3 separate regions of the Homo sapiens genome follow, and regions 2 and 3 are each linked to region 1. A link is a contact called in ENCODE Hi-C or POLR2A ChIA-PET data. All regions are on one chromosome and are shown on one strand. The core of a region is the stretch at or near the end of the contact, and the rest is flanking DNA. Distances in the headings are between cores, read along the strand shown. Region 1 holds the start of ZNF181 (zinc finger protein 181). Region 2 has its middle 11 kb from the start of FFAR2. Region 3 holds the start of TMEM147 (transmembrane protein 147).

Region 1 (2,700 bases), core at 107-2,606:
CTGAGAACAGACTGATGAGGGTTAAGGGCAGATGCAGGGAATCCAGCTAGGAGGCTACCGCAATAATCCAGGTGGCTTTATTGCTATCACTACCGGGGTGGTAGTGGTGGTGGTAGTGCTGGGGTAACTAATGGTCAGATTCTGTATACAGTGTATAGCTTAGCTCCAACTAGAGGATCTGAATATAGGTATAAGTCAAAGGGAAGAATCAAGGATGACTGCAAGCATCTCTTCACTTGAGACCACATGGTACAGTTTTGACAACCATAAACCGAATAACCTTACATTCCAAAGTTGCATTGTGAATTACAGTTTTAAAATGTTGGCAAGACTAGAAAGTCTTCTAGCAGAAAACTGTAGAAAAGAGGAACACTGGGTGAGGAGGATAATACCTTGGAGCTCTCCTGTGGGCTCCGTCCTTCCTATACTGAAAGGAACCATGGATCCAGTCCCTTAAATGGACTTGGTTAGGTGGGAACAGGCAGGAGAAGCAAAGCAAACACACAGTCCTGATAAAGTGTTTCAGGAAGATTTGCGGACACACCGACCTACCTGAGGCATTACTCTGCAATTTCCAACAGCCAACAGAGTCCTCTTTCCAGGCTCTTATCTTAGAGATGGGCAGTGTCCTGAGGGCACAGAAGGGCAGGAAAAAGCAGTCATGAAAAATCAGGCTTATCTTGCGGCACCTGTGACACACCATAATGGAAAGGCACACTGGTAATCACTCTCCAGGGCGCCAATCTCTCCCTGGGAACTAACAGGGTGTTTCTCCGCAAGGGCTAACCATTTACCAGGTGCCACCTGCGAGGAAAATCAATTACTCTGTAAATAAAATCCTCATAAAACAATGGTAAAAACTTTATCAGCTCGTTCAGTCTTCACCACTATGCACGGTGTGCGTTCACATTTTTCCAGATCTATTTTTTAAACGATGACAAAACTGAAATTCCAAGATACTGAACCCATTTGTTCAAGGTTACACAACTGTAGAGCGCCGGCTTCATGACGACATAACCCAAAGACAACTGTGGCTGGCGTCTAACCACGCGCCCACTTCACTCTCACAACAGCGCCAAGAGGTCGGCGCCGTCATCACCCCGCGTTTACATAGGAGGACATGAAGGCCAGGAAAACCAAGGCACCGGCCGGGGTCACACCGCGGGGCAGACCCAGGGCCTGAGCCCCGCCGCCGCCCCCGGGACTCATACTGGCCGGAGTCCTCAGCAGGGCCTCACCGTCCCCGCAGGCGCCCCGCGTCGCTGGTGAGCGGGCAACGGCCGCCGACCTCTGGGGACGACACTGCCCAGAATCGTCCCGGAGCCTGGGAGTCGCCGTCAGGCCTGAGGCTACAGCGGGGCGGACCCAGTGCGCCGCCCACAGCCGATCGACATTTCCCAGAATCATCCGCGCAGGGGACAAAATTCCAGGCGCAACGAACCGCAGGTACCGGAAGACCACACTTCCCAGGAGTCTCTGCGGCCGCGCGGACCTGGGGCGCCGCGGGCAAACAGATCTCGGTTTCCTAAAAAACTAAACCGCCTGGGGCTGTCGTCCCAGAGCCCGGCAGTTAGGACCATGCGGGAAGTGTCCTGGGGCATATAGTCATACTGATGAGGTGAAAGATACACCTCGGAACCAAGGGCCACCCTCTACTTTTAAGGACAATGGCGCCGGGACCAAGAAACTACACTTCCCAGAAAACCGTGCGGCCGTGGCAAACTCTTCTGGGTCTAGCGTGCGCTCACACTAATGTTTATCTCCCGGGACGTGGGCAGACCTTGTACCAGGCGAGCTCTCGCCTTTGCTAGCAAAAGAGCTCCTCTCTTCCCAAACCCTGCTACTACGCTGTCCACCCTGTATGGTCTTTGAGGTCTTTGAGGTTTTTTTGGAATTCACTTGCTGGAGACTACAGCTCACAGAACGCCCTGGGCTGGATTGTGCCAGCTGTAGTTCGCGAACCAAGGACATTTCCTGGAAATGCATGCGGCCACGTATCTGTGACAGAAATGGCAGTTCTCACGTGCGTTACGCCCCCTGGAAGGACTTGGAAATACGGAACTTGAGTGAGCACTGAGAGGACACAGACCCTCATCCTGGGAGGAGTCACTCCTCCCGCAGCCATCAGAGCCTGACAACCGCTTCTCACCAGAGGCGCTTCTTAGACCCTGACCTTGCCCGGCTCACCCAAAGGGGCAATGGCCTTCTTTGTATGCAAGCCAGACAGTCTACTGTTGTATATTTGAATTTTTTACTTTATTTTTAATATTTTAATTAAATTTTAATTTAATGCTGCCTCTACCTCTGAGAGAGACAGGGAGAGATGGGGGAGGCCTGGAGTGGGGGCCCTGCGGGGCAGGGACAGGGGACCCTTCCTCACTTTGCACAATCTGGGAACCCTCCCCAAGCGGAACAGCCAGCTGCAGTGGAAAAGCACTGGCTTAGTGGGCTTCGTCCTGGGGACGAAGGCTGGGAGACTGCAGCTGAAAGGTGTGGGCTCCAGGAGGGCCGCAGGGGGCCTAGCAGCAGCGTCAGGGAGCAGAAGTCCGCCCTCCCTCCATCTTCCTTCCTTCTCTGGCCGCCAGAGCGCTCTGTCTCCCTCCCACGCCCACAGCTACAGGTGGAGCCGGCTTGGGGCGGGGGGGGGGTCCTCCTAGGGCGAAGAGGGCCAGGAGCCTTCCTGAGGACCTGAGGCTCCTC
Region 2 (2,700 bases), core at 157-2,656, 730 kb before region 1:
CTCTACTCTGCTCTCAGCACCAGGCATCTTACCCCACCCCCGATGCCTTTCCTTTCTCAGAACCTCGATGGAGGTCAGTCTCCATCACTCTCCCCAACTTTCTATACCAAACAACTGCACACCGCATGAGTCACGATTCCTGCCCTCTTTTCTCTTCCTCAGTGAAGTAAAGATTGAGAGAGAGTGTGCCTGTGGTTTTGAGAGGGAGTCGGGAATCGTGGAGGAGGGGCCAGAACACCATCTCACTGAGGACTTGCGTGTGTCACTTTGCCACTTTGCCACTTTGCATCGCTGAGCCTCAGCTTTTCTTGTTGTTAAGTAGGGAGAGGATATCTGTTGCGCTTCTTCTTTTTTTTTTTTTTTTGATTTGGAGTCTCTCTCTGTTGCAAGACTGGAGTACAGTGGTGCGATCTCATCTTACTGCAACCTCTGCCTCCCGGGTTCAAGTGATTCTCCTGCCCCTGAGTAGCTGGGATTATAGGTGTGTGCCACCACGCCTGGCTAATTTTTTTGTATTTTTAGTAGAGACGGGGTTTTACCATGTTGGTCAGGCTGGTCTTGAACTCCTGACCTCGTGATCCGCCCGCCTCAGCCTCCCAAAGTGCTGGGATTACAGGCGTGAGCCACCGCGCCCGGCCTGTTGTGCTTCTTAAAAGCCTTTGAGACTCCCTGGGATCTGACACTTGCTGGCTTTTCAGCTGTCACTAAGCTGCAGCCACCCTGGCGTTTCTTTTCCCGGCACAAATTCAGCCTGTTCAGGCCTCGCACAGGCCTGGAGCCCCTTGCTTGGGACATTATTCCCCCAGTTCTTGGCATACAAGATTCCTCCTTGCCATTCTAGTCCCAGCTCAAATATCACCTTTGCATGGCCTTCTCAAGCTCAAGCTGTGTGTTCAAAAGTAACCACCTACTCCCTTCCTGGGAGTCATGTTCTATCCCAGCTCGGTTCTATCGTCTTCACAGCACGTAGCACCAGTGCAAAGGATCCTGCTTATGGGTCTTGCTCTCCCTGTCTGCCCAGCAATGGGAGCTGCTTGAGGGCAGGAATCTTACCCTTTTTGTTCACTGCTGTATCCTTAGCACCTAAAACAGGGCCTGACACATGGTAGGCCTCCATAAATGTTGGCGGATGAATGAAGGCTACGCCGTGGAAACTCAAATGGTGTAATGTTTGCCATGGCACTTTAGAAATTCTCAACTGCAGCCCACATGGGTGAGCTTTTTATTTAAAATAGCTAGATTTGGGAGCAGTGTGTTTACTTTCCTAACTCTGTTTTCTCGAGGCTGGTCGTAGCTCGGACTGACAGATGGCAGAGGACAATGTTTGGGGAGAGGGAACCGGGGTTAGTATGTAGCTTGGACAACCCCTCCTCGGGTAAGCTGCTGGTGGCCAGCTGGCCGTGGCCAGCGTTTGCAGAGTTGGCTCCCCTCCCGCACTGCTTGACCTCGCATCTACTTTCCCAGACCTTTGAAACTTTGCCAAGTGGGTTACTGGATGACCGCTTCTGAAGGCTTAGAGATCTTTGGCCCAATTTCCTGATGGGATGTGCAATTTGTAGATGAGAAATGTCCTCATTTCCTGTGATTAGAGATAAATAATGAAAAGGAAAAAAAAAAGTGGGGCAAAAGCACTTATCCACAGGAGGCAGGGCAAGGCGAAAAGAAGAACTAGCACAGACCCCGCGCTGAGAGGCAGGACGTTTAAGGGAGTGAGGCTGGAATCATGGCTGTGTGTTTCCTCCAGACCCTCTCCATGCCCACTGCCCCCATCCCTCCTTTTCCAACCATAGTATTCATCACCAAGCCACACTGCACCTGAGCTCTGGTTGTGCGGACTGATGAGAAGTTCTGAGGAAGGGGCCCAGGAGCATCTTTTCCAGAAAGGGGAAGTGAAATAATGCCAGGTTCCCTTTTCGTGCTGCTCAGGCCCCCAGGTTGGGCCAGGTCAGATCCCTCCACCCCTGTTTCCTGGTAGCGGCACTAGGCTGCCGTCTGTGTTATTCATTAACCAGGCACTAATATTTCTGTTTACCCATCTGTCATCCTGCTTTGGGGCAGGGGGTTCAGAGGAGCTGTGCAATCATACAGCCACCCGGATGCTTTGGAGCAGGCCCAGCCAGCCACATTTAACTAGTGTTTACTGTATAGGAAGCACTGTGCAAGAGGCTTGCATGAAGCGTTGGTGGGGAAAGAGAAAGTTTTCTCAAGGAAGATGTGATCTGGCTGCCATTTGAGCAGATGTACTGTGAGTTGCATGCAGGGATATGTCTGAGCTCATTACATTATAATAAGAGCCCATTATTAGCATCTCTTGCCAAACCCATGTTCAAGATCTTCATATTGGTAGCAATGATTCCTGGTGGGAGTGTATGTGCCACAGAAATTTGCAAATGCAATAGATCAGGGCTTCCTACCCTTCCCCCATCTATCTATCATCTATCTATCTATCTATCTATCTATCTATCTATCTATCTATCTATCTAATCTATTATCTGTCTACCTACTACCTACCTGTGTATATCTATCTATCTATCTATCATCTATCTATCTGTCTATCTATCATCTATCTACTCTGTTATCTGTCTACCTACTACCTACCTGTGCATATCTATCTATCTAATCTATTATCTGTCTACCTACTAGCTACCTGTGTATATCTATCTATCTCTATCTGTCTATCTATCTATCTATCTAATCTAT
Region 3 (2,700 bases), core at 1-2,500, 810 kb before region 1:
CTCCAGCACCCCCGTGGAACCCAGGTGTCCCTTCTCAGGGGTCTGGGCTCCAGGCTGCTGTACGCACCGGGACATAATAAGCTCAGCAGTGGCCCAGCCCAGGGCAGCAACCATGATCTTGTACTCTCCCTTGCCGGCATTCCGGGACATGACAAGGTTTAGACCTATCAGGTCTGCCACATCCACGCTGGCCTTCATGAACTCCTGCGGGTCAGGTTGAGGCTTAAGTAAGCACAGGGGGACAGGGAGCCCCATTCCTGAACTCCCTTCCCTTCCCTGGCCCCTCTCACCCCAATGAAGTCATAGATGCCGCCTTCCCAGGTGGGAAAGAAAGTGGCCAAGAACAGCATCTGAGAACAGAAAGCAGAAAGAGGTCACTTCAAGGTGAGGGGATCAAGATAAACCACGTGGGATTTGTGGGAAGTTCGTGGGTAGGAAGAGGGCAGGACAGGTTCTGGGGGCCCATCTGGAAGAGGAACCACCAGATGGTGGCAAAATTACAGGAATCGGGGAGATAGAGGATAGGTCCCCGGGTCCCCGAGGGGGCTGGAAGTTTGAGTTCTGGGTGATCACAGGGCATCTGAGTCAGGTCTGAAGGTGCTGCTCCTTGGGCAGTGTTAGCAGCACGTACGGAATCAGTGATCACTCTTAACCGCACCAAAAAAAACCTGTTAGCCAACCACACTACTGAGGTTTTCTCAGTTTTACTAAGTGCTACGCAAAAGTTGCTTCTAGGTCTCTTCTCAGGTCGTGCCCTCTTTAAAGTCCATCCTCTCTAGGTATCCTGACGCCTCCCAGTGCGGAGTCCCGAGGGCGGTCCCACCGTGGGGCGGCGGGGGCGCGGATAGGCAACGGGGGCGGGTCCCTGGGTCTGCAGAGCCTGGGGGCCAGAACACGTGGCTTCCCGGTGGCCCTCACCTTGCAGAGTTGGACAAAGAGGTAGGTGACTCCAGCCTGGACGCATTTCCAGAAGGCGTTGTACTCGGACCTGGAGAAGCGGGAGGTGAGGGTCGGCCCGGGCCCCGCGCCCTCTCCGCCCCGCGCCCTTCCCGCACTCACAGGCCGCTGCACTTGTAGGTGATGAAGTAGGGGAAGTAGGCAAGAGCGAAGCAGTTCCCGAAGTGAAACAGGGTCATGATGCCGGCCGCCCGGTCCCGCCCGCGCGGGGATCGCGAGGCGGCGTCTCCGGGAGCGGGTCTCCGGCTCCGCCGGCTCTTTCGCCACGGCCAGGGCCTGGCACCCACCTGACTGGCGGGGGCCCGCGCGCGACCTTCTGGGAGCAGTAGTCCCGGCGCGGGGCGTCGCGCCCAGTGACGTCAGAGAGCCCGTGGCCGGCCCTGGGTCCCACCGCTGCCGGCCCAGCGCTTTGGGGAGTGACTTCCGGCCATGCGGGGCCTCTACCGCTGCCATCGCGGTCCCGGTCTCCTGAAGTGGAACCCGGCTTGGAGTCGAGCGCGACCCCTCGCCCGTGGGCGCAGGCGATCGAGTAAGGGTGGGGCGGGCCTCAAACCCGGATCAGAACCCGCCCTGACCGGCGCAGAGATACGGGACGCAGCCGTGAGCACTGTTTTTTATTTCACCATGGACCCATCGGCGTGGGGCGCCCGCCCCGGGTGTCCTTCCTCCCCCGGGCAGCCAGATGCTGGAACGGGAGGCACATGTTCCGGCCCCGGCCCCTGGGAAGGAAAGAAAGGACCTTCCCGTTTCACTTGTCTCGGCTGAACATGTAGCGGAGGAGGTCGACCACCCGGTGACTGTAGCCATATTCGTTGTCGTACCTGTGGAGGAGGGGTCGGGAGGTTCAAGGGGGTTCCTTCCGACCACCCCTTAGTTCCCCTCCCTCTAAGTCTCCAGCTCCTTCCCCCTTACCATGAAATGAGCTTCACGAAATTGTCATTGAGCGCAATGCCGGCCTTAGCATCGAAGATGGACGAGTGGGTATCACCGAGGAAGTCCGTAGAGACGACCTGGAAGTCAGAATTTCAAAGATAAGTGTGTCCGGCAGAGCAAGGACCTCCAGGAGCTGAGGCCCCGACTCTTAACTCTATCGCCCATCCATGCATTCATCTATAATATTTGATGTAGCCCTACTGTGTCCAGTCTCTGGACTGGAGGGTATGACCAAGTGCAGGGTATGACCAAGGCACTGTGTCAGGGTCTGGCCAAAGGGCACAGGTCACAAACACCCTCATGCTGTACCAGTACATCCCTTTCCTAGGAATAATGCAAGCGTTTGGAATGGGCCAGCATGGAGGGCCTCTCTGAGGGGTGGCCATGAGCCTGGGTCTAGATGACTAGAAAGATCTGACCGGCTGGGGCCCTCAGCACAGTGTCTGAGGTAGAAGGAGCTGCAGGAAGGGAGGACCTGAGGGTTTTAGCCCTAGTGTCATGAAAGGCCACAGGAGTGTTTTCAATCCTGAAAACGGGTGATGCAATGTGATTCCATTAAAACAAAAGATCCCAGTGACTGTGGGAAAGTGGACCTGCAGGAGTTAATGCAGGGAGACAGCACCAAGGTGGATGTACAGGGGTCCACCATGACCATGGCATCCACTCCTCACAGAGAAGGCATCTGGCCATGGCCTGGCCCTGAGCAAGTATTGAAAAAAATGGGAGCTGTTGTCTTTTGTTCACTAAGCATGTATTAGTCACCTGCTGTATGCCAGGTTGGAGCCACAAAAGTGAAAAGGCAGCCCCTAA

Evidence for each region. A loop is a pair of places that touch in the nucleus more often than their neighbours do. ChIA-PET counts read pairs that join two places held with the same protein, here RNA polymerase II (POLR2A). Pooled maps may share reads with other maps.
Region 2: a pooled map shows a loop between it and region 1 (2.6-fold over the local background). The contact joins the enhancer-like site here to the promoter of ZNF181 in region 1. A Hi-C loop is called at or near these places in 1 of 50 pooled maps. POLR2A ChIA-PET finds 5 or more read pairs at or near these places in 2 of 52 experiments (WTC11 and activated CD8-positive, alpha-beta memory T cell).
Region 3: a pooled map shows a loop between it and region 1 (17-fold over the local background). The contact joins the promoter of TMEM147 here to the promoter of ZNF181 in region 1. A Hi-C loop is called at or near these places in 8 of 50 pooled maps.

Annotation. Positions count from the first base shown.
Region 1 is chr19:34,732,899-34,735,598 of GRCh38, reverse strand. It overlaps ZNF181 (zinc finger protein 181), which reads right to left and starts at 1,356. Exons shown (of 4, transcript NM_001029997.4): 1 at 553-1,356. The coding sequence starts at 561. RefSeq lists silencers at 1,114-1,173, 1,274-1,323 and enhancers at 1,604-1,993, 1,714-2,231, 2,449-2,508.
Region 2 is chr19:35,458,342-35,461,041 of GRCh38, reverse strand. No RefSeq gene overlaps it. Among named protein-coding and RNA genes, the nearest start is that of FFAR2, 11 kb to the right of the region's middle. RefSeq lists an enhancer at 484-603 and a silencer at 2,027-2,206. Within about 2 kb of position 1,406, at least 15 of the 41 ENCODE cell types and tissues checked have a DNase peak (open chromatin) inside an H3K27ac peak, as active enhancers do.
Region 3 is chr19:35,544,176-35,546,875 of GRCh38, reverse strand. It overlaps TMEM147 (transmembrane protein 147), which reads right to left and starts at 1,250. Exons shown (of 7, transcript NM_032635.4): 1 at 1,060-1,250; 2 at 919-988; 3 at 291-350; 4 at 68-204. The coding sequence starts at 1,136. GAPDHS (glyceraldehyde-3-phosphate dehydrogenase, spermatogenic) reads right to left here. Exons shown (of 11, transcript NM_014364.5): 10 at 1,870-1,967; 11 at 1,557-1,778. The coding sequence ends at 1,706. It overlaps TMEM147-AS1 (TMEM147 antisense RNA 1), which reads left to right and starts at 847. Exons shown (of 4, transcript NR_038396.1): 1 at 847-939. RefSeq lists a silencer at 669-1,248 and an enhancer at 941-1,633.